Regions from separate parts of the Mus musculus genome. Here region 1 is linked to region 2. The links are chromatin loops, found by intact Hi-C in ENCODE. Cell type or tissue: left cerebral cortex. All regions are shown on one strand. Links, peaks and the distances in the headings refer to the core of each region. The heading gives the core; the rest is flanking DNA. Region 1 overlaps Abr (active BCR-related gene). Region 2 holds the start of Abr (active BCR-related gene).

Region 1 (8,000 bases), core at 1-8,000, 63 kb before region 2:
AAAGTAGAAGACAGACAAAACCCAGATCTTCTCTCTGCCTTGGGGTCCCTTTGACTACCTCATCCAGAGGGGAGACAGGGACTGTGATCTCTAGCAGTGAGGTTTTCTGTGCAGACTGTGGTTCTGGGACAGGAAGTTGCAGCTGAATGGGAGTGTCCCCACCTTCTTTCCCAAGGGAAACTACACACTCCCAGTTGAGTTCAGCCACCAGCAATAGGGTGACCCTGGCCCTGTGCCAGGGCACCCTGCTTGGCCTAGGCTTGAGAAAGACCTGCAAAGCAGGGTTTGTGGTTCACCTGTTACCTCTGGGGCACAAGCCAAGATGAAAAGTATCACAGCATGGTCTTGGCTGAGGCTTCCACACTTGGGACGACAGACCCAGAAAGGAGGTGGGCTGCAAACAGATCCATTTCCCAGCAGGTATTTACCAGATTGGAGTCCTTGCAAGGTTCCTGGTCGCAGCCCATGACAGATGTCTTAGGGGATTTTTTTTGTTTTGTTTTGAGACAGGTGCTTACTATGTAGTAGCCTAGTCTGGCCTAGAACCCGCAACTCTGCCTCTGCCTTCTGAGTGCTGGGACTGAATGCATTCAGTGCTAGCAGGCTCCTGTGAGCAATCCCTGGCCAGTCCTCACAGCCTCCCTTCAGAGGAGCTGGAGCAATTCAGACCTGAGGAGTGGTGCTCTGTTGTATTGATGACCTCATTCAGTGTCCTATAGCCAGAACACAGAATTGCAACTTTCAAAGTTTATACTATTTCCAGTGTCTAGGCCACTGATACAAGACACTGACATTTCATTCTGTGTGCTAACCTGACTGGGCCACAAGGTGTCTACATATTACCCTGGGTGTCTGTGGGATGGTTCTCAATGAGATTCACATCAGACTCTACGGACTGCGCAAAGCAGATGCCCTCCCCAAGGTGAGCTGGCCTTGCCTCAGCCAGTCTATTAAAGACATGAAACCAAAAAAGCTAAGAAAGAGGGGCTCTTTCCAGCCAGGAACGGTGGTGCATGCATGATCCAACACCAGGAAACCCAGGCAGAAGGATTATGAGTGTCAGGCCAGCCAGGATGATCAAGTAAATTTCAGGACAGCCTTGAAAACAGAATCCTCTCTCAGACAGACAGAGGGGCTCCACCTGCATGCCTGCTAGTGCGGGGACACCAGTCCTTCCCAGACTTTGTCTCTAAAACATTAGGTGTTCTTGAGCTTAGTTACACCTAGAATCTTCACCTTTGACTCCCCCGATTCTCACACCTCTGGACTTGGGACTAGGACTACACATTGGCTCTCCATTCTATGACCCTGTCCAGTGTCCTATAGCCAGAAAGCAGAGTTTCGAGCACACACACACACACACACACACACACACACACACCACTTGCTTTATGGTTTCTAACACATAAACCAAATTTTGACCTCCTTCCTAGGTACAACTTGGCTGCATGTTTGGGCGTGGAAAGTTTAGCTGACAAGCTGTGCCAAAAGCTAGATATCTGAATATCTAGAACAATTGTCTGATTTGGTTCAAAAGTCCCCTCTGTTCCCAAGTTCCTTAACAGGAAGCCTGGCAGAGGAAAAGACTGCCTAGCCAAATGAGCACAGCCAAGTAGCAGGAACGCATGCGTGCGCGCACACACACACACACACACACACACATACACACACACACACACACCAAGCCATATATACACAGCCACAGGCAGACAGACAGACACATACCCCAAGCCATATATACACAGCAACAGACAGACAGACAGATAGACACATACACACACACACACACACACACACACACCCCTTTTATAAAAACAAAACCAGATCATCACAAGAACTGGGGGTTTGCACAATCCAGGCATCCCATTACAAATAGCAATACTTGTAGAGTCCACTAGGTGGGGCCAGTAACCCAACAGAAAGAGGAGAAAGGCAGTTAGCTCCAGGAAGGCAGGGGTTATAGCTTGGGGAGGCAGCTGGGGCAGGCAGCATCCTGCAGCTAGAATTGCCTCAACCATTCCCAACTGGCATCAATACTCCCTCTACCTGTCAATGGTGTGAAAAATCAGTACTGAAAGCCCTAAGTACTGCAGTTTTCTGTAAATATTTAACATTTCAAAATCTTCCATTCAAGTTATTCCCTTCTGACCATCAAGAACAATGGTACAAAGTGAAGCCACTAGCCAAAGCTGAGAACCCCAGGCAGGGATACAGCCCTGCAATACATAGAACATGGACAGGATTTCTCACCAGGAAATCCAAATACCTATGGATAAATAAATACTCCTGCAAGGTAGTCACAAGGAAGGAGGGAGAGGGAGACAAGAGGTCGAGGAGCTTGCAGAGACTGCATGGGGTTATAGCACGGACACCGTGGGGTGTCCACGGGCACCATCCTGAACCTGTTTACAGAGGGGTATAGGCTAAGTCCCTAGGAGAGATCTGAACCCCACTAACCTACAACCAGAAGGCAATGATGGAGAACCAGAGTTCTCTCTTCCTTTTTGCTCCCGGTTGGCCTGAGTCCAGGTCCCAGAACAACCGTTCCTCCACTGATTCAGACACCCTGCCTCTACATGGCCAAAATGGCTGTCTCTAATCCACCACACCCCCCCTTAGGGCAAAAGCACCCAAGAATGCTGGCTGTGGGGGAGCCTGAAGCTGGCCAACACCTACATCCATCCCCTCCACCTCCTACCTGCCCCCCACCATCCCTTCTCAAACTTGCACCACCTGGCAGTGCTGAGCTCTGCCTAGGCCTCTGTTGCTATGGCAACAATGTGGCTTCCCCCAAGTGGGATGCTGGTTGCCAAGGCCCTTGTTGCCAAAGGCTATAGCAGCCACCCCAGTGTGTGAAGAGGGGGTGAGAGCCTGCAGAGGGTGGGAAGGAACAGGGGTTCTTCCAAATGGTAGAGTCCAGGCAGCCTCCAGGTGGGTGGGGGTATTAGGCCCTAGAGAAGGGGAACGCAGTGCATAGCATCTCTGAATCTCTCCCGGGGGCTTCAGAGAGAGGAAAGAGAACCCCCCAAAACATACCTAGACAAGCTGGACCAAAAAGACCGGTGAAACTGAGTTCCCTCCACCAACACAAATGGCTCTGATTCTTTTTCCCAACTCCAGAAAAGAGCCCCAAGGAATCTCTGCCTGGATTGCTCTTGTATTTCAGATGCGTACACTCATGAGCTGGGCCGAGCGCTGATCCCTGTCACTGGGAACAGCACTAATTCTAATTACTCCAATCCTCCACACACTCCTATCTCCCTGCTCTATCAAAGCCCTGAGAAGGCAGCTCCTGCCTCTCCTGGCAGCAGGGAAGTTAGGTACCCAGGCTTGTTCCTTTCCTGTGGAACAGAGCAGGGCTGGAGGCCCACATCCTGGGGAACATAATGTTTTATCCCATAGGGAGCTTGAGGCCAGTACTGGCTTTGTGGGGACATTTGTTGTCCCACAGGCCATGTGTACCCAGCCAGGTACAGATAGAAAAGCCTGGTCCTTCCAGAGCCCCCCTCCCCATCCTATTGAGAGACTCAGGTGACTGGAAGGGAGTGAGAGCATCCAGGAAGCAGAGGAACAAACAGCTGGCAGAGCAGGGAACAGGTGAGGGGCAGCAGAGCGCAGCAGGTAGTGGAAGAGAAGCCAAATGACAGGCGTCACAAGTCCAGACCCACCCTCCCCAAGCTCACTGCTGACACTGTCCTACGCAGACCCCGGGCCACTTCTTGCACATGGCATTCTATCTCCCCTCCCAAAAGAGTAAACAGGAGTACCTACCCCAGGTGCCAATCCCTCAGGTGGGGTGGGCGAGACGCTGTCCCCACCACCTTGGCTGCGGGCGCTGAGCTGGGGCGACATGGTGGGTGACTCGTCGATGTACGGCATGGTCTCCGAGCCCTCGGGGGGCCCCTTCTGCTCCTCATGCCCCTCTGCGTCGTAGTCCTCCGCACCGTAGCTGAAGTCTGAGACAAGGAACAAGAAAGGCCACTGAGAGTCTTCCACCAGGGCTGCCAGGGACTGGTAGCGCAGTGGGCGCCGGCGGCGGCCCCCGGCTGCCATGGCCCCTGCTGCACCATGCACCCTGGGCCAGGGCAGGGGCTGTACAGCCAGGCTTGGGGAGGGGGGTGGGAGCTCCAGCAGGCACAGGCTCTGCTGAGTCCGTCAGAGGCTGCTGGGAGTCGGGGAGGAGCGGTTCTGCTGTCTCCACCCGCCTAATAGCATGTCAGCTGCGTATGTGGGGCTGTGTTTCCTTTGCCTCCTGCCTAATTCCACGTCTAAAAATTAACAGTGGGAGCGGGAGGCAGGACGATTCCAACTCCTCTCTCTGAGTCACCATTTTGCTTTTTATAGGGAATAAGGAGGTGGGGGCGGGCCAAGCGATGTCACTTCCTCCGTCCCTCCTCCTTGGGTACCATTGTACACTGAGCTCAATCCGTAGGGAGTGAACAGGGCAAATTTTGGGTAGAGAGGGCCCAGAAAGTGGGCCCTAGGAGGCCCTCGGTCCTCTGAATGCGGCCCTGCATGCAGGACAGAGCCCAAGGCAGGCAGGCGTGGGAGAGAGGGTTGTGCCCAGGCCTGGCAGGGACTTGGTGAGCAGCAGGCTCCTCAAAAGCCAGCATTTATGTCTATAATTCCAACACGGCTTCCTCCAGAGCAGGCAGGAGGGAAGGTACCGGGTATTAACCCCTCAGTGTTCCTAGCACCACACCAGGGCCAGTGCCCACGCAGACACCCTCCTGGGGGCTGTAGGGAAGGCAACCATGGAACAGGGTGGTACCTCTAGGCTTTGCCAAGAGTTATAGGACAGCCTCACTAAGCTGCAGGCATCATTCTTAGCCAGCGACTGGCCGGGAGGGCTGGGTGTTGCTGTTTCCAACATGTCAGAGTACAGGTTACAGCAAGCAAGGTGGAAGGTTCCTCTGTCTTGAGCCTTGGTTCTGGAAGGGAATCATCGATGAGGAGAGGCCAGGGATACAGCCTCTGGAGGACCAGAAGTAGCTGGTACCACAGAGGAATGCCAAGAAGGAAAACCCTGGGAACACGGGACTTGCTGAAAACAGTCGTATGGCTCCTGAACCCTGGCAAGGCCTAGTTTTGGGACTGTGGCCAGTATGTTATAGGAGCCTGGCCGAGTCTGTTCCATTATCTGTTCAGACATCACTTCCTCCAGGATGTTCCCCGGGGAACCCAGTTTATAGTACCAACAGCACATGGCCTCCTTGATGTATAGCAGGCTCTTGGGAAGCTGGGGTGGCAGACTGAAAAAAATGGAGGGATGCACCGTCCACCTCAGGCCTGAGGTCTAACCCAGGCAGGTCCCAGTGAGTCAAGCTCTCTGTGGAGCCCTGGCTCCTCCTTCTCTGTCACAACACACGGGCCCACAGGCAGCCAGAAGCCTGAGAATGGTGTCACCAGGTCACTGGGGCGCCAGGCCATGGCTATACTCAGTCCAATCTGTCTGTTGGCAGTTGATAGCCTCCCCTGGGCTCTCGGCACCTGCTACTGCTGACTTCCTCTCCCAGGGCTCAGCTGATGCCCATTAAGCTGTCTGGGGACACAGGATGTATTTCCTCAGGAAAGACATATGCATGAAGAGTCACAGACCTCTCTACTCTTCCAGGGGCTCTGGGTCTCCCTGGTCATGCTGAAGCTAAGGGTATGGAATAATGAATTATGGTGGACCTTGTCTTAGCCAACTTCTAGACTGATCTGTATCATGCATTACAGAAATGAACGGACTACCCAAAGGCATGGTTCACAGAAGACCAAAAGGAAGATGGCTTGGCTCGCCTCTAATGCAATTTCCTTGCATCTCTCACAGGAAAGGAAGGTCTCTGCCAGCCTTTCCTCTGGTGTGCACTCCATCTAAGCACCTCTCCAAAGCAGTTCTCACAGATGAGGTCCCTGAGCCTCACACATCTGCCTGAGACCGTGGGGAGGCTCTAACCTGGGTCTGTCTAAGTCTTTGAGGACGGTCCTGTCCCTTCTGTATCTCACTCCAAAGAAATACCAGCACCCTGCCTTTGGCCCTCCTCATGGGACATGTTAGCCAATGAGGGGAGCACAGGGTACGGACATGAGGACTGGCAGAGCGCCCCCTGCCAGCATTCCTAGGTAGTTCCTTTCTTGTTCCTGCTGGGAGTCTGGAACAGTTCTACTGGGAGAAGAGATACAGAAAAAGAAGTGGAGAGCAACCCTCTAGGAAAGGCTGAAAAGGAGCTCCACTGGGCACACACAGGCTTTGGTCCATGAAGGCCTCAGATGGGAACACTAAGTGGACGTGGCCAGGAGGTGATGGCAGTGAGCACAGGGCAACTTCCGAGCCAATGGGATCATTCCTTATCTTAGCAGGGATCTGAGGTACACAGACGCATTCACCAGAATCTACCGACTCTTAGTATGGTTAAGCTTTATGCAGTTCATCAAATACTGAACTCTTGTTAACGACATGCCAGCCTGAAGGAGAATCGTCTGCAATATAAAATAGAAGGAGGAATGGCATGGGGAGATGCATAGATGTGGAAGGGAGTCGCCATGGGAAAGTGGTCATTACAGACTCTAGCTAACAGTAAGTGGACTGTTCAGTGTGCCATAGATACTCTCAAATATTCTCCATGTCTGATAGTTCTCATAATAAAAAGATGGGGGTGGGGATAGTGTTGTCTGGGCTTTGTGTTCTCTCTCCCTCTCTTTCCCTCTCTCTCTCTCCCCCTCTCTCCCTCTCTCTTCCTCTCTCTCTCTCTCCCTCCCCCCTCCCTCCATCCACAGAGAGGTCTGGGCAGCATATCTGTCTCTGATTATTTCTTTCCTAGACACACACATCTTCCAGTCCCTATTTTTTTAAAACCTGTGTTTAGTTCAGATGACAGGAGACTTCCAAGTCTCTCCAGACTCCCCCTTCCCACTCTCAATGAAATCTCCTCAAACCCCCATCTTGCCAATTTTCTTCCCAGAGCAGCTAAGCTACAACCCAACTGAAGACCCCACAGTTCCCCGCTAACTTCAATGGTACGACCAGCCTAAACTTATCAGCTGAAGAATCTCTGCATGGGCTTGTGTCTTCCTGCCCAGGAGTGTCAGATCATCTCCAGACTCCTTCAGTTGTCTGAATAGATAGCCAAAGAGTCTAACCCTAAGCCCTGGTACCTCTAAATAGGAAATTATTTGTTTAAAAAAAAAGATACTTGAAGATGCCATCAAGTTGAGGATCTCAAAATAAAATCATCTTGGATGAAAACCCATAGGTGCTGAATCCCGTCAAGTCCTTAGGAATCAGAAGGGGAGATACAGAGAAGGTCCCGAGAACGTGAGCAGCACTGGGAGAAGCAAACAAGAATTTGACCCCTGAAGTCTGAAGGGCTTCCCAGCAGGCCTCGGTCTGGGGCCTGTAATTTCCAGACTGTGAGACAGCTTTTTGTGGCTTTAAGCCACCAACTTTTATGATAATGTATATGGCAAGGAAGCCCCACCCCACCCCACCCCACCCCACTGCATCTGCTGCTCTGGTGCCTAAGATCCTCTCCTCAGCCCTTTGTCCATCAGTGAGACCCTCCTTAACATGGCTTTGAGGAAAGCCAGCTAGCTGTACCCTCTCCTATGTGTTCCTCACATGATACCCAGATAAAGCACTTTTACAAGCTGGTGAGAAAAAGATAATTATGTCATATTCTAATGAGCAAGAGAAAGAAGAAGAAAACTTAAAATAGAAGAGCAAATGGCCAGAGATACGCCTTTTAAAGGTTAACCTCACTACAATCAAAGAAAATGCAAACCACTTTCCCTTTCCCCTTGGTGCAATTTTCCTATCAAATTAACAAGAACATAAAAATAATGGTAGGCTTCTTGTCTAGGATGCGTGAGGCCCTGAGGGTGAAGGCCAGCACCACAAAATGATAGTATTAATTAATAAAGCCTAAGGCTGTAAAGGAACATTCTCAGAGCTCCTGGAAGGTGTATTTAACTACCACAACCTTGCTCAGTTTATCTGGTAAATGGTACAAGAAATT
Region 2 (15,743 bases), core at 1-8,000:
CTCTTCACTGGCCAGAGTATGATCTGAATCCTGCCTCCCCACACCCTCCGCCCCCACCCTTTATCAGCTATGTGCTTTTGACTAAATTATTAAAGTTTACTCAACCTCCCTCCTGATCTGTCAGAGTTGTGAGGTTTGGAGATGAGAGGTAGAGAGTACCTGGCATAGCACCTGGTATATTACCTGGTACACTACCTAGCATAGTACCTGGCACAGTACCTGGTACAGTACCTAGCACAGTACCTCACACAGTACCTGGCACACTCTCAACAACCTGGAAAGGCTATGAGTACTCTTGCAGAAATGTCACTCACACTGAGCCTCTATAACTGAATCACTTCACATCTCTAAGGAGTCACATTGGCTGCCCTGCGTACCCCATTTACAATTCCTGGATCTAGCACTTGTGGGGACCTGTGAGCTTGGTAAGCAAAAGGTTCCCACAGAGGCAGAGGAACTGCCCCTGGGAACCACAGAACCACGTTGCCAGGCAAATGACAGCCTGGGTATTTGTTTAACTTAGGTTCTTGTCAAAAAGAAAACTTGATGGCTAACAGCCCAAATATGACTGCATAAAACCTCCCCAGGAAGCCTTCTGCTACAGACTTCCAAATAAGCTATTCCAGGAGCAAGGCAGGGACTCCGTACACTGTGCAAAGCTAGTGACCCTGCTCACCATCTAACTGTCCAGCTACCCTAGGGCCTTAAGATAGGTTAGACAGCTCAGATGCCAAGCTGTCAAAGTGAGGACTAGTTTATAGAGCACCCCCCACCCCCACCCCAAAGAGGCTCATGGCCTAATTCCCTTCTCTGACTTTCCTCTAGTCAGGAATTCTCAAGGTAATTTTGCTTCTCAACTCCAGGCTGGGGCAGGAGACTCAGATGATGAAGTCAGAGAATTATCTTTAGCAATGTAGAGAAAGCCACAGATTGCTTTCCATAGGATTCTATGCTTTGGGAAGTAAGGAAAGCAGGGATGGGTTTTGCAGAGAGCCAGAAATATCCAAGAGCACAAACTGCAGATGAATATGAGGCATTGTTATGACTGATTTGCAAGAGCACAGCTAAGCAGAGGTCACTAATCCGTCCTTTGAGTCAGGAGCTGATCTGCAGCAGGCCTCTTAACAGATGTGTGTCCCCATTTGCACAGACACACGTGTACACACACATACACATCACAGCTGTGAGCCCTGACCTTCACCCAACGACACTGGCCTCTACTGGAAAAGAGCAGATGGACTGGCTGGGTTTGGCTAGGATGGACACCCAGGGGGACCAGATTTGCCTCTTTGATGTTGAAACCCCAAAGCAGAATGAACCAGCACAAGGAGAGCTCCTGGGAGGAGGAAGGGGAGGAATCTGGGAAAAGAGGCTGGGTAGACGATATGAGAAGTGCAGGCCCAAAGGGAGCAGAGGGCAGAGGCAGCCCCCAAAGGGAGCAGAGGGCAGAGGCAGGGCCCAAAAAGATACAGAGGGCAGAGGCTGGATGCTGGGTAATGCAGAGACTGCAAGGCAAGACCTGGAGGCTCAAGACATCGTCTCCTCTCATCCCCGGAATGTGACTGTTAAGAAGGAACTCAAGCCAGGCTGACCCTTCAAAATGTCCTTGTTTCATGCATCTAATGTTCAGAGTCACCCCTAGATGCGCCTGCCTCAGGGTTAGGGTGTGCTAAAAGAGAGTGGGAGGGTTCCCAGCATTTCCATAGGTAAAAGCACATCTACTGTCATTCTTGGAGGCCACCAGGACCATCTCCCGACACCACAGAATGCCAATGAGTTAAAGAGGGGGAGGGGAGGGCGACATGGGCAGTGCCACCTAAGGCATGGGGGGTGGGGTGGGAATGGTTCCCATCTCAGTAAGTAAGTCCCAGTGATCAACTACACATCCCCCAGGCAGTACAAGAGCAATCACATGATCATGGCTGATTTGGGAGCGAGGGGGTGGAGTACCGGCGGTTTTTTTCCCCCCTCTTCATTTGCTTTTCTTGGGGGTGGTGGTAGTGATGAGAATGGGGGTGGTGACGAGGCTGGCAAGAAAGACTGCTGAGCTAGGAGGTTGGCTCTTTCATCCAAATGGCCCCCACAGAGATCCGTACCTTACAGTCTCTCTTCCAACCTGATCCCATCATCAACCCGAATCACACACCGGAATGTCCCTGAGGTAGTAAACTAGAGAGAGCCAAAGACTTTTCCCAAAATGGCCTTCCCGCTTCAATGTGAGGAGAAAAGCTGCCAATTCTAAAGGCCAAGGTAGAGCTCTAAAAAGGACGCTTCCCACTCGCGGAGCGCTAGAGTGCTGGGTTACACAACAGGTGGGAGGGGTGACACAATCCCCCCCAGCCCCGGTCTATCTAGCCCCCTCCCCCCTAAAATCTGCTCTGAGGACTCCATACCGCTCCTCCTACTGGCTGGCTGCACACCTGGCGGACCATGGCCGCTAACACTTGCCGGTGCCTGGGTGCACCTGGGACCCGGAGGGCAACAGGGCTCCTCGGAGGGTGCTGGGTGTCCCTCTTACACCCCCTGTCCCCCACCCAGGGACCCATGGGCACACGTACTGCTGTAGAGGGTGTCGATCCAAGAGAGGCGCGGCAGGCCCCGGTGGCTAAGCGGCTCCATGCCCGCGGCTCCGCGCGGCAGAGGTTCCTTGGTCAGATGGGAAACCGGACCCTCATCGCACAACAAAGGAGGAAGGGCGCCGGCAGGCGGGATGCCGGGAGGGGAGGCCAGACTCGGAGGTCGAAGTTGCGGAGCTCAGGATGGAGGCGGGAGAGCCAGGGAAACAGGTAGTAGGGAGGAGCAAGCCGCAGCTGCCAAGGTGAGGACAGGGGAGCTTAGTGCAGGGCTGTGGCAGCCTAGGCGAACCCGCTGCGGATCTGGGAGCCGCGGCCCCGCAGCCCGCGCGCCAACTAGCAACTTCCCCGGGGCTGCGCGGCGCCCGGGGCGGGGGGCGGAGGCGGTAGCCAATCCGCGCAAGGCTCAGCGCGCCCACCCCCAGCCGCAGCGGGCCGGTGGGGTGTGAGAGCAGCCCGCAGCCCCACCGATGGCCTCCAGCCGGCGCACAGAGCTCCCGCGGGGTCTCCGGGAGGCGGCGCAGGGCCAGAGGCTCCCCTCCTCCCCTGGTTGGGCTGAGCATAAATTCTGGCAACCCGCAGACTAAAGAAACCTATGGACCCGCAGGGGTGACATCACCTGCCACCCCAGGATCTCTAAGCACGATTTCGGGACTGGTGCAGTTGCCAGGCCCCACCCCTAGACAAGCTTGGGCAGCACAGCTTGGACTGGGTTAACATCCTGCGCCCCGCTGGAAAGCTGGGCCACCCAGGAATTGTTTTCCTACCAAACCTTAAATCACCCCATCTATCCTTGATCTTACAGTGCATCAGTTCCCGACACACACCAAGGGTGGGCGACTGAAGTAAGGCGGGACCACTGGGGTTAGTGTCATCCCCTGGCATTAGAGGAAGGACCTATTTCTCACATGTGCGCCTTTAAGGCAAAGAGTCAAACTGGGGTACAGAAGCCCTAACTGGACTCTCTCCAATTCCTCCAGGAGCCGTCTGACAATCCCTAGCCTCTGTGTACAATCACATTGAAGGAAGATGGGGGTCAGATGCCTCAGAGACCAGTCTTAAGAAACAAAATTCCAAACAGTGACCTCAACAGCACTGAAGGTTTGGGGGTTGGGAGTGACATGGGACCCATGGCTGCAACCTGTTTCCTGAATTCCCAGGGAAGGAGGCAATGAAGCCCGCCAAGGAAGACCTGGGTTAGACCTCTCATATACTAGTATAGTGGCATTTCTAATAATGGGACACTTCCCATCCCACCCCATCTTCAGACAGCTTAAGCCCTTTTGGGGCTCCAGCCATACAGAGCTTTTCAAAGAGTTAAGCTCCCCATTCCCTGTATGGAGGGCAGTGTTGTTAGTACCCACAGGGACTTCTCCTTATCCCAAACAAGCACAGACAGTTTTGAGGGGTAGAAGCAGACCCTCACCTATAAGGAAATTTGTACCCAGCCTTGTAAACTTCCCAGCTGTCTGGACACTGGCCTCTATAGATGATCAAGAAAAGCTAGAGCCCATTGATACACAGGATAGAGCCTCTGGGAGGTTCAAGGGTAGATGCTCTTGTGTGGGGGAGCCCCCACAGGTGGGCAGCAGATACAGGTCCTCCTGTACCCCTTTAGTTCTAACTCAAGCTTCTGGTTCTGTGACTTGCTGGCCCTTCCTGCTCAGCTGTTACCCTCCCCACCGCCCCAGACTGGCATATAAAATTGGGAAGGCCAAGCCAACACCTGGAGCATGGCAAGGGAGGGGGCTGTGCATCTCCAGCGAGACTATCCAGAAATAGAGTTCTGGGTGGGAGAGGGAGCAAGCAAGCTCTCTGAGGAAGCAGACAGAGAAAGGACAAGGGCGTGCCTTACTGTTGCATAGCACTTTCTGAAGGCATAGAGCCCAAGAGAAAGGGAAAACATGCCTGGGTACAGCTATCAGCTACAAACCCTAGAAGGCTGCAGCATTGACCCCTCCCACAATACACCACATGATGTACCACAGGGATTTTCCTGCAGGCCACAGCCCCACATCTCCACATCCGGTGCTGACTCTGAGGAGGCCATGGATATATGTTTCTATGTGAGTCACATACATTTGCATACATTTCACATTTTTATCTACAAAGGCTTGAGCAAGCTATTTTCAGCGTTTTTTTTTCCCCCTAGCTGAAATGTTGCAGTTGCTTGCTCTCCCTGTAGTTGTTATAGTTTGCGTTATTCTACATTGTGTCTGATCTTGCCCTGGACTGTTCTTTCCACAACACAGTGTAGCGTATAGATACAATCTTGCAGGCCATAGTGCTAATAACGGACACTGAATACTAGGTGTGTGTGGCCTAGATCTTAAGAGGGTTGTTTTTGTTTTGTTTTGTTTTTTTAATTTCACTAGGATGATCTCTTGATGAGCACCACTGTTAACTTCTGGTTCCTTCCTTTCTTATCCTCCATTTGCCCCACTTTATGCAGTGCTAGGAATTGAACCCAGGACCGCACTCATGCACTCTACCACAAAGCCTATCTCCAGCTCTCTTTTTACCTTTTGAGACAATGTGGTGGTTTGAATGAGTATGGCCCCCACAGGCTCATATAGTCCAATACTTGCTCCTTGAAATTGTTTGGGAAGGATTAGAGAGTATGGTCTTACTAGAGGAGGTGTGTCATGGAGGGCTAATCTTGAGATTTAGAAAGCTAAGGCTAAAGGCCTGTGTTACCAAGCACAGCTCTTTTCTAGGTTTTGTGAATTTTCCACATGGAAAAACTAAGGCACAGCTCACTGACCCAACCACATAGTGTGGGCTGGGATCCTATGCATGCCACCTCGCTGTCAGCTGACTGATAACCCAAGTCACTGAAGGTCCCTGGAAATCTTTTCTGATCCGAAAATGCAAGACCATCTGCTAGGAAGCCCTTGCAGTTTTGTCCCATAACCATCTGCCCACCTCATGTGTAACAGTTTCTCCCAAGACTGAAACATTCCATCCTGCTAGGAAGCTCCTTAAGCAGGAAGGAAAACAACTTTACAACCCTTTCAGGAAGTTCCAGAAACCAACAAGACTCACTAGGCCCCTCCTTGCCAGAATAAGCAACAAGATCTGAGAATTCCCCTCAGACAGAAGGAAGACTCAGACCTGTCCAGCTAGAAGTTGAAGCCAACTGAGCTGCAAGAAGAGATTTAGACCAGAGTCATTTGGAAAGGACACTCCCATCTTTTGAGCTCCCTGCAAGCTGTGCATACTCCAGGTTTCCCAGCTCTGTGAGTTGTCACCCCTGCTGAGGTGGTCCTTGATGATGCAGCTGTCTTCGAGTCATTGCTACTCCTGTAAATAACCCCCAATAAAACCTATTGGATCACCAAGTTGGATTTTGATGGTATCTATCTATACTTTAGTTCCCTGTCTCAGGTGAATAATGTGTGTTGTGTCTCACAGGAAAAGTTTTATCACACAACAACACTTCTGACCCGCTGTCTTGGGAAAGGGTAGTTACTTCAAGAATCACATCACACAGATTGATTCTAAGCCTGTTTACAGAGATAAGTGGGTGGGTCTTGGAGCACTTGGGTGAATTGAGACTAACAAAAGCCCCCAGTTAGATTAAGGGACACTGAGGGCAGAGAAAGGTTGCGAAAGATCCTAACTCACACATACACTCTGGGAACTAAGGAGTTAAAGAGGCATCCTTCTTTGTAGTTTGCCCAAAGCCTGCTAACCTAAAGTGCTCTCTACTCCAGCTATCAGCCCCAATCTGTCAGAGCAGCAGGGAGGTATACTTGTGACAGGACCTCTCCCCCCCAACACACACACCCCGATTCAGCTAAGTGTCTGGATGTACAGATGGGTGGAGCACTCCAAGACACTGATCAGCATTCGATGCACCACTTCTGCCAAGCCCCTAGTAACCATTCTCTGTCCAGCCCTAAGGGCCAACACTCTCCATATCCCTAACCTGTGCACTCAGCTTATCCTGCCCCCCTCATCCCCATCTCCATGGTTACCTGCCTGCTCCTCCCCCATCACAGGATTTAAGGTTAGTTACGCAGCCTTGAGTTGAGAGGCTCAGTGGAAGAGAGATAAATCCCATTCTGAAGACCAGCAGCTCCCCCCTTTATTCATTCTCAGGGTTGTACTACTCATTGCCTCTCTAACAACCAGCTCTCAAGTCTACCAACTACTTAGCCAGGATGCAAAATCAGTGATGTTACCTATATCGCCATTCTCCTTCCTTTCTCATATTAGCAACACAGCTTTGCTGTGCACCACAGGAAGGACCCAAAAGTCTCTGATCACCCAGTGGCCACTGCTAGCAAAACAAACGAAAGTGTCTCTATTGCTGGGGCCAACCAGGAAGCATCAGTGTAGGTAAACTTCCAAAAGTGCTATTATAGCAATGTGAACTCACACATAACCAGGTATATGCCAAAAGCTCAGCTGACTGTCATTCAAAAATGCATGTTAAGCCAGGTGTTGCTGTGTATGCACACCTGTGATTCCAGTCTCTCAGAAAGAAGGCTGAGGCAGGGGTTCAAATCCGCCCCCCCCCAAAAAAAAGCTGAGGAGAGGAAACTGCAGTTGGGATGTAATACATGAGAATAAACTAATAAAATACAGATGATGGGTTGGAGAGACAGTGATTTTCCAGAAAACCCAAGTTTGATTTCTAGCATCCACATGCCAACTCAAACCATTTGCAACTTCAGTTTCCAGGGAATCTGACACCCTCTTCTGGCCTCTGCAGTTGCTAGACACATACACAATGCACAGATATACATGCAGGCAAAACACTCATACGATAAAATAAAAATATTTTAAAGTGCATAGAGTCATAGAAATTAAAAATAGTTAACCCTGATTGGTGCCTAACTGCCAGGTGCTGCTCAATATGCTTTACAAAGTTCACCTGGCCTGACCCTAACAGCAAGCAAGCAAGATAGGAGCTATGTTAGCTCCATTTCACAGGTAAAGAAATGGAGGCACAGAAAGGCTAAGCCACTGGCCAGCCAGCAGATGGTAACACTTGAAAATGAATCAAGTCCACGTGGGTAGTGCTATACTGGCCTAGGAAGGAACAAATAAATAAAGGAAGCATTAAACCCAGAAAAGGAGAAATTGGAGCTACACGAAAAGGCAAGATAGTGCCATTCCAGAACTCCCAGGGGGCACCAATAAGTAAACAAAAAGAGAACTGTTTGCCACACAAAACCACATCTACTACAACAGGTCAGATGACCCCTCAGACAAGCTGAAAAGCAATCCGATGACTGTGTTAGGCCAGGTCCCTAGCCCTCTGCCTACCTGCCTAAGGCCAGACTCAGGCTTTTCCAACTTTAGTTTTCACAGGTGCAGAAGGTAGATTAGGTAGATGACCTCCAGATATCTTATTAGCCCTGAAAGACTGTAAACTTGGCTTTCTCAGAGACCCAGAGAGAGGTAGCCTGTTTTTTCTGTTTCCTGGTGTGTACTTGTATGTGTGTGGTTGGACTTTTTTGTTTGTTTTTTGTTTTGTTTTCATTCTCACTATGTAGCCCTGGCTGGTCTTGAACTCACTATGTAGGCCTGGCTGGTCTTGAACTCACAGAGAACTGCTGGGATTAGAGGCATGTGTGTCACCATGCCTGGCAAGTAGCCTGCTTTCAAACCCTATTTCATTCCCTTTTCCTAGGTAGAGCAAAGTAGCATTTACTGTTCTCAAAATTCATCTTCAGTTCTGAGGTCTGGAAAGAAGAAAATTCCTCGAGCCATGGAAGGGCTCAGCGGGTACAGTGCTCACTACCAAGCCTGAGAACATCATGAGTTTTATCCTTGGGACTCACATGGTAGGCAGCAGACTCTCCATAAGTTGTCCTCTGATCTCTCCTGACCTCCACATATGTGCTGTGGCACTCATGCCCCACCCCCCACCCCCGACATAATAAATGAATAAATGTAAATTTAAAACAATTTAAGTAGAAAATTCCCCAGGCCAGGCATCCCATGAGTTGCCTGTCAGAGATGGCTTGGTCCAAGATTCTGTCCTTTATTCTCTTTCTTTACACCCTCTTAGCTTTTCCAGCAGACAGATCTACAGACAACAGAAACTACCATCACACACACACACCCCAACCCCATCTCATTTCCCTGTGGATGTTTTGTCAGCTTGAGTCATGGTAAAGGTCTGTACCCCTGACAAGATGTAGACAGAGAACTACATTCACACTCTTGATGCATACCAGGACAATACCCAAGGACAGACAGCGGCAGTGACACACCACACACACATTTCCCAGGCCCTATGCACAGTCAGGCACCAGAAAGAGCACGGTAGAGCAGCTGGCTTAGATGAGGCTAATCAAAAGCAATTTGAGGAGGAGACCTTCTCAAATGACCATCAACTAACCATTTTCAGCCCTCACTACCCAAGGGTCAACAGGAGACTTTTCCTACAGTCAATAAGAAGACTCTACCCCAGAGTCTAGAGCCCCCTCCCTCAATCTACTTACCTCTGAGTCCCCATCAGTATTTGGAAAGATGCCACCCGAAGAAGACACAAGAATTCTCAAATCCCAATGACCCCAGACATCAAATTCAAAGGCTCCAATCTCCTTAGTTCCAAGGCAACAGAATCAAGTCCCGCAGAGGCCAGCGCTCACAGGCCGGCTCTCTGTGCTTCTGTGGTCCTCACTGCCCCGAAGCTGGCTGCACTTCCTACTCTTTCAGCCAGAGTTCTGCAGATGCATCCCAGCTCCAACCCTGCTCTGCCAGGAGCTCTGACGCCACCCTCCTCCTGGCTGGCCCAGTCCCCTCAGGCTCAGGAACAGTTGCAGCAACTAAGAGCCATGGAAGAGATGGAATCAAAACCCAGGAAGGCAAAGACAAAGAAGCCACTGACCCTGGACAGTGGTGCTTGCCGTGGTAGAGTCTTGTTCTACAGATTCAAGGGTCCAGTCCGAGGCTATGTGGCGGTGTTTCTTTAAGCATCAGGCCTCTTTTAAGGCAACTTCTCTCTGCAGTCAATTCCTGTTACTACTGGTCCTGCGGCAGAGAACAGGAACTCTCGGGCGCCATCTGGTGGCCAGAGTGGCACCTCAGCCACACAAGGTGTTCTAGATAGGCAGCCTCCAAGGACTTGGACTCAAATCTCAGCTTTCCACCAGGCTTTATCTAGGGCTGCAGGTAACCATTGTGAGCAAAGTCTGAGAAAGCCAGGAGAAACAAGAATAGAGTGGGCAGAATACTCTCCCGTCAGACAAACCTTCCAGGAACATTTTTTTAAGAGTAGTTTTTATTTTTACTTATGTATATGCTTAAGTATCTATGTGAAAGGGTGTGGTGTGTGTGTGTGTGCATGTGTGTGCTGGGAACTGAACCCAGGTCTGAAAGAGCAACAAGTGCCCTTAACTGATAAGTCATCTCCCGGCCCCTCCAGTAACATAGTTTTTGTTTTTGTTTGTTTGGGTTTTTTGTTTGTTTGTTTGTTTGTTTGTATTTGTTTTTTGAGCTAGGATTCCTTTGAGTATCCTTGGCTATCCTGGCACTCACTCTATAGACCAGGGTAGCCTTGAACTCACAGAGATCTGCCTGCCTCTGTCTCCCAAGTGTGTCACCCAAGTCCAGTCTCCTCCAGTAACATCTTCAATGAAGAGATTTCCATACCTCCCTGCTTGCCAGCTACCGGAGCCTGAGATGCAGCTGAACATAACCTTGTCCTCTCAGTACAAGACAGTGGTTCTTAACTGGGAATTGAGTAACTGCCACTGAAAGGTGTAGCTGTCACTGTCATACCAAAGAGGGTTTTGTTGTTACCGTTCTTGTTTTCTTTGGTTTTTGAGACAGGGTTTCTCTGTGTAACAGCCCTGGTTGTCCTAGAACTCACTTTGTAAACCAATCTGGCCTCTAAATCTGAGAGATCTCCTTGCCTCTGCTCGTGGCTCAGATCCTAACGGAGGGGGAAGTGAAGAAGAACGAGACAGGTAGCAAATCAGTAAAAGTGGTCAAGGATCTGTTGGTTTGAGCGGCCCCAGGCTCATTAGGCTGATGCCATACACCTGATGCTCTCACGGAAGTCTCCCTGCATCTCAAAGCCACAGACAGCATGCTGTAAGAGAATTCGCACATACCATTTCCCCTTTTATAAGGCTCACTTACAGCAGTATCTGGAGAAAGGCACATTTTTCTCCACCACCACCCCATCTCTCTTTTCAGCAACATTAGGGACCAAACCCTGGATCTTGGGCATGCTAAGCAGGTGTTCTTCCACTGAGCTATACAACCCTAACACCCATTATTATTTTTCATAACCTGTCAGGCCCTGTGGCCTGTCCTGCATACCCCTTTGGATCACTTCACATGCACACACACACACACACACACACACACACACACACACACACCACTTCCTGCTCCTTCCTGCAGTTGCCTGTACTTAATCTTTTTTTTTTTTAAAGAATGAAAGATTTATTTATTTTATGTATTATGACTACACTGTAGCTGTCTTCAGGCACACCAGAAGAGGGCATCCGATCCCATTACAGATGGTTGTGAGCTACCATATGGTTGCTGGGATTTGAACTCAGGACCTCTGCAAGAGCAGCCAGTGCTCTTAACCAGTGAGCCATTTCTCCAGCCCCTTGCCTGGACTTCTTGCACAGGTTGATATAGCTGGTGTGCTAGGGTTTTACTGCTGTCAACAGACACCATGACCAAGGCAACACTTATAAGGACAACATTTAATTGAGGTTGGCGTATAGGTTCAGAGGTTCAGTCCATAATCATCAAGGCAGGAGCATAACAGCATCCAGGTAGGAATGGTTCAGGAGAAGCTGAGAGTTCTACATCTTCATCTGAAGGCTGCTAGCAGAATACTCGCTTCCAGGCAGCTAGGATGAGGGTCTGATAGCCCACACCCACAGTGACACACCTATTCCACAGGGCCACACCTTCTAATCCTGCCACTCCCTGAGCCACGCAAATACAAACCATCACAGCTGGTTAAAATGTTCCGTCCGAAGCGCAGTAGAGTTGGCTTAATGCTTAAGAACACTTGTTGCGGGCTGGAGAGATGGCTCAGTGGGTAAGAGCACTCCACTGCTCTTCCGAAGGTCTAAAGTTCAAATCCCAGCAACCACATGGTGGCTCACAACCATCTGTAATGAGATCTGACGCCCCATTCTGGAGTGTCTGAAGTCGTCAGCTACAGTGTACTTAAATATAATAAAAATAAATAAATCTTAAAAAAGAAAGAACACTTGTTGCTCTTGCAGAGGGCCTGGCTTCAGTTCCTAGCACACACATGCTGGTTTACAAATATCTGACCCATGGGATCTGATATCCCCTCTTCTGACCTCTGTGGCACCAAGCAGACAAACATACAGGCAAAACACCCATACACATAAAATAAAATACATCTTTAAATAAAGTTAAAGAAAATGTCCTGTCCCTATCCTGGCATGGTGGTACATATCCACTATTGCTTCATATGAGAGGCTGAAACCAGAAGACCATAATAAGCACAAGGCCAGTCTGACTGACATAAGACCCTGTCTCAGGAAAACAAACCCCAACACTGCTCCTCCACTCTGCCTGAGCATCTCCTACTTACATTATGGTGTTAAACTGAAATACCACTGTTTCCAAGGGGCTTTTCCTAACAACTGAGCCAGAGAGACCTGCTTCTCTCTCTCCAATTCTTTAGTGCTCTTAAAAAAAAACATTCAGAGCCTGGAGAGACGGTTCAGACGTTAAGAGCACTGGCTGTTCTTCCAGAGGACCCAGATTTGGCATCCAGCACCCACATGGTGGCTCACCATCATCTGTAACTCCAGTTCCAAAGGATCCAGCACCCTCTTCTGGCCTCCAGGCGCACCAGGCACACATGGTATCAAGACATAACACAGGCATAACTCCCATATGCATAAAATAAAGACTTTTTTTTTTTAATTAAGACCATTCGGGGCTATCTCTTGCTAGACAGTGAGTTCTCTTTTCAGCAAACCCTAGCATGTTGTGCAAATGATGGACCGAACGAATGAATGGTTCCTGGCTACTAAGAACCTGGAATTAAGCAGTATAGATATTTAGCTATCTGGGTTCCAGCAACTGGAAATAGATTGTCTGGGCTTGATGGTTGACATGTGGCCACATCCTTTGAAATGACTCCAGGGGAACCTAAAATCAGATTTGGGGCAGGACAATAGCTGCTCTAATTATTCTCTCACTGCTCACACGAAGCCCCAACTAAGAACTCCCCAATGCACAGCCTCCCTTGCTAAGCAGCCAACATCCTATGCTGTACTCTTTTTCACCCAATCAGGTTCCAACATAGAAATAAAATAGAAACCTAGAAAAGATTCAGCCCACTAAGGGAATTTCCGTTTCTGAAGCCGTAGCCCGGAGTCCTTCTCCTAGACCTGTCCCAAATTTGCAAGGCAATTTGGTTTTGGAATAGGGAAGTGAACTGTTGCTTTCATGGAAGAACACAGCCTCTGGAGGCAGCCCGCTTGGCCTGAAACCTCTACTCTCTGTAGGGTGGAAACCCTGGGAATCTGTGAAAGAAGATTCAGGTTGCTAGGGTGATGTTGACCGCTTTGCCCCGGCCAGAGCCGGAAGCCTCCCAGAGTTGACTTGATAATGTACTCATATCTCTTGAAGCCCTCTAACCAGGAGGACTGGAGACCTGCTTTTCATTTCTATAATGGGAGAAGTTGTGGAAGCTGCTTCTGGCCTCCTGCCCACTCAAGGACCTCGTTTAAGAGGGTCTACAGGCAGTCTGATTAACAGTGGGAGGACTGGGCTAAGGAAACCTTCTGTAATGCTGTGTTCCTGGATCCCCAGGGACTGTTGAGTGAACTATAAAGTCCCAGAGAATGCAGGACTCACCTGGTCTGTTGGGCTCTGCAAGGTTTCATTTATTGAGCCTTTACCACAGAAAATCACCTGAGGCTATCAGGATCCATATTCCAGGAGTGTGTACGTGTGTCTGTCTATTTTCTGATAGTCTGACTGTCTGGGTGTTACAAAGGTTGGTACCAGGATTTCATGCATACTAAGTAGGTAAGCACTCTTGCTGAGCTACATCCCCACTCCCCACAAGGGTTTAATCCCAGGTTCTTGCCAGTTTCTCCCCTGCTACCTAGTAAGGCTGTTCTGGTGTATTTAACTCACTTTAGGTCCTATATTTCCTCTCCAGTGTTTGGTTTGAATATGATCTGTGCCCTCTGTACTCATGCAAAAGTCTAATTTGTAAAGTTATATGTTAATAGTATTAAGAGGATAGAGATTTGGGTCCTCTGCAAGGGCAATACACACTCTTTAACAATTGAGCCATCTCTTCAGCCCCAAGTTTTGTTCCCAGCACCTGCACGTGAAAGCCCAAACAGCCTGTAACTCCAGCTCCAGGGAACTTGACACCCTCTTCTAGCCATCTTAGACACCACACACACACACACACACACACACACACACACAGAGAGAGAGAGAGAGAGAGAGAGAGAGACAGAGAGAGAGAGAGAGAGACAGAGAGAGACAGAGAGAGAGAGACAGAGAGAGACAGAGAGACAGAGACAGACAGAGACAGAGAGAGACAGAGAGAGACAGAGACAGAGAGAAACAGAGATACATATATAAATTCTCTTTTAAAGGAGGGTAGAAACGTAATCTGCATATGGCCTTTTGAACTGGGGACTTTGATTTGTCTTATTGTTTGTTTGCAGTGTTGGGAAATGAACCCAGGAACTTCACACTCCTTCTGCCAAGAAGTCCAAAAGAGAGAACCTTGGCGAATAACTAGGCCATTAAAGGAGAGCTTCATGATTGAATCCCAGTGGCTTTATAAAGAGGGAGAGAGAGTAGGGGGAGAGAGATGCACATGAGCTCTGCCATGAACCTGGCCCATGCTGTTTGGACTTCCGACCTCCAAAGCTGAGAGGCAACTAAACCTCTTCTTTATAAAGTAGTCTGCCTCCAGAACTTTATTATAGTAATGGAAGTCCAATGAGAAGAGTGGAATAATAATGTCACAATTACAAATATGTACGTTTATTGTGCCAGTGATGTGGTAAACAGTTTATGTGTGCAAAGACATTCAGCTACCATAGTAGCCCAAGGACTCTCCAGAATTCATACCCCTGTTCCTCACTTCTTTCTCACATGCCTGCACATGTCTCTCTTCAGCAGGAGGGAGAGAACATTAAACTGTGCATACCCTGGAACTGAAGGCTGGAAAAGTTATTCACTATCTGTTCAGCTATTCTAAAACCCTACACAAGACAGGGTTTCTAGATGCTGAAGAGATGGCTCAGGAGTTAAGGGCACTGCCTGCTCTTTCATGGGATCTAGGTTCAACTCCAAACACCAACATGACATTACACAACTTAACTTCAGTTTCAGGAGATCTGATGCCTTCTTCTAGCTTTGGAGGGCACTGCACACACATGGTGCACAGACATACACGCAGACAAAACACTCATACACATAAAAAATAATACTATTTTAAATGCAGTGTTTATTTGCCCAATATTTTTGTGATTATAGGTTTGAAACATGCCTGAGATTCTAAAGATGCCACACAATACCTGGTGGATCCAGAGAGTAGCCTGGACAGTATGTTTTGGGATAGGTGGTCACCATTTCCAACTGAGCTAATAACCAAATACTTCCTGTTTTAGGGTTTCTATGGCTGCAATCAAACCCCACGACCGAAGCAAGTTGGAGAGGAAAGGTCTTACTTGGTTGATACTTTCACATCATAGTTCATCACTGAAGGAAGCCAGAACAGGGACGTAAACAGGGCAGGGACCTGGAGGCGGAGGCTGATGTAGAGGCCACACTCACATACATGGCTTGCAGAGCCTGCCTCCTTACAGAATCCAGGGCCATCAGCACATGGATGGCAGCGCCCACAATGGCTGTGCCTCCCCTGTCAATCACTAATTAAGAAAATGCCTTACAGCCAGATCTAATGGAGGCATTTTCTCAATTGAGGTTCCTTCCTTTCAGACAATTCTAGTTTGTGTTAAGTTGGCACAAACTATCCAACACACCTTCTAAAGGAAGTAGCATTTGCATTAAGACCTGGAACGACAACTACTGTTTCCCTGGCACAAATAAAGGAGTGGAGAGGCAAGGCATTCTGGGAGAGAAGAACAAGTGCAGAGGCAAAAATGAAGGAGGAGAGCAGACGTGGAGGGTACATGCCTATCGTCCCAGACACCT

Evidence for each region. Peaks named below come from ENCODE experiments on the same cell type or tissue, not always from the same donor. Only the 100,000 strongest peaks of a DNase experiment are listed, where the experiment ranks them.
Region 1: a loop joins it to region 2, with 5 times the contacts of the local background. A loop is called at or near these places in 6 of 42 quality-filtered maps.

Annotation. Positions count from the first base shown.
Region 1 is chr11:76,505,117-76,513,116 of GRCm38, forward strand. Abr (active BCR-related gene) reads right to left here. Exons shown (of 23, transcript NM_198895.2): 2 at 3,772-3,956. It also overlaps the pseudogene Gm12341. Among named protein-coding and RNA genes, the nearest start is that of Abr, 62 kb to the right of the region's middle. In left cerebral cortex, for the core only: CTCF peaks have their summits at 789, 993, 1,903 (motif pointing right) and 6,089; DNase peaks (open chromatin) are centred at 1,645, 1,906, 2,803, 4,298 and 3 more places; H3K4me3 peaks cover 2,991 bases; H3K27ac peaks cover 3,685 bases.
Region 2 is chr11:76,568,473-76,584,215 of GRCm38, forward strand. Abr (active BCR-related gene) reads right to left here and starts at 2,912. Exons shown (of 23, transcript NM_198895.2): 1 at 2,559-2,912. The coding sequence starts at 2,619. In left cerebral cortex, for the core only: CTCF peaks have their summits at 3,083, 3,287 and 4,745; DNase peaks (open chromatin) are centred at 1,140, 2,055, 2,644, 3,002 and 2 more places; H3K4me3 peaks cover 3,621 bases; H3K27ac peaks cover 4,895 bases.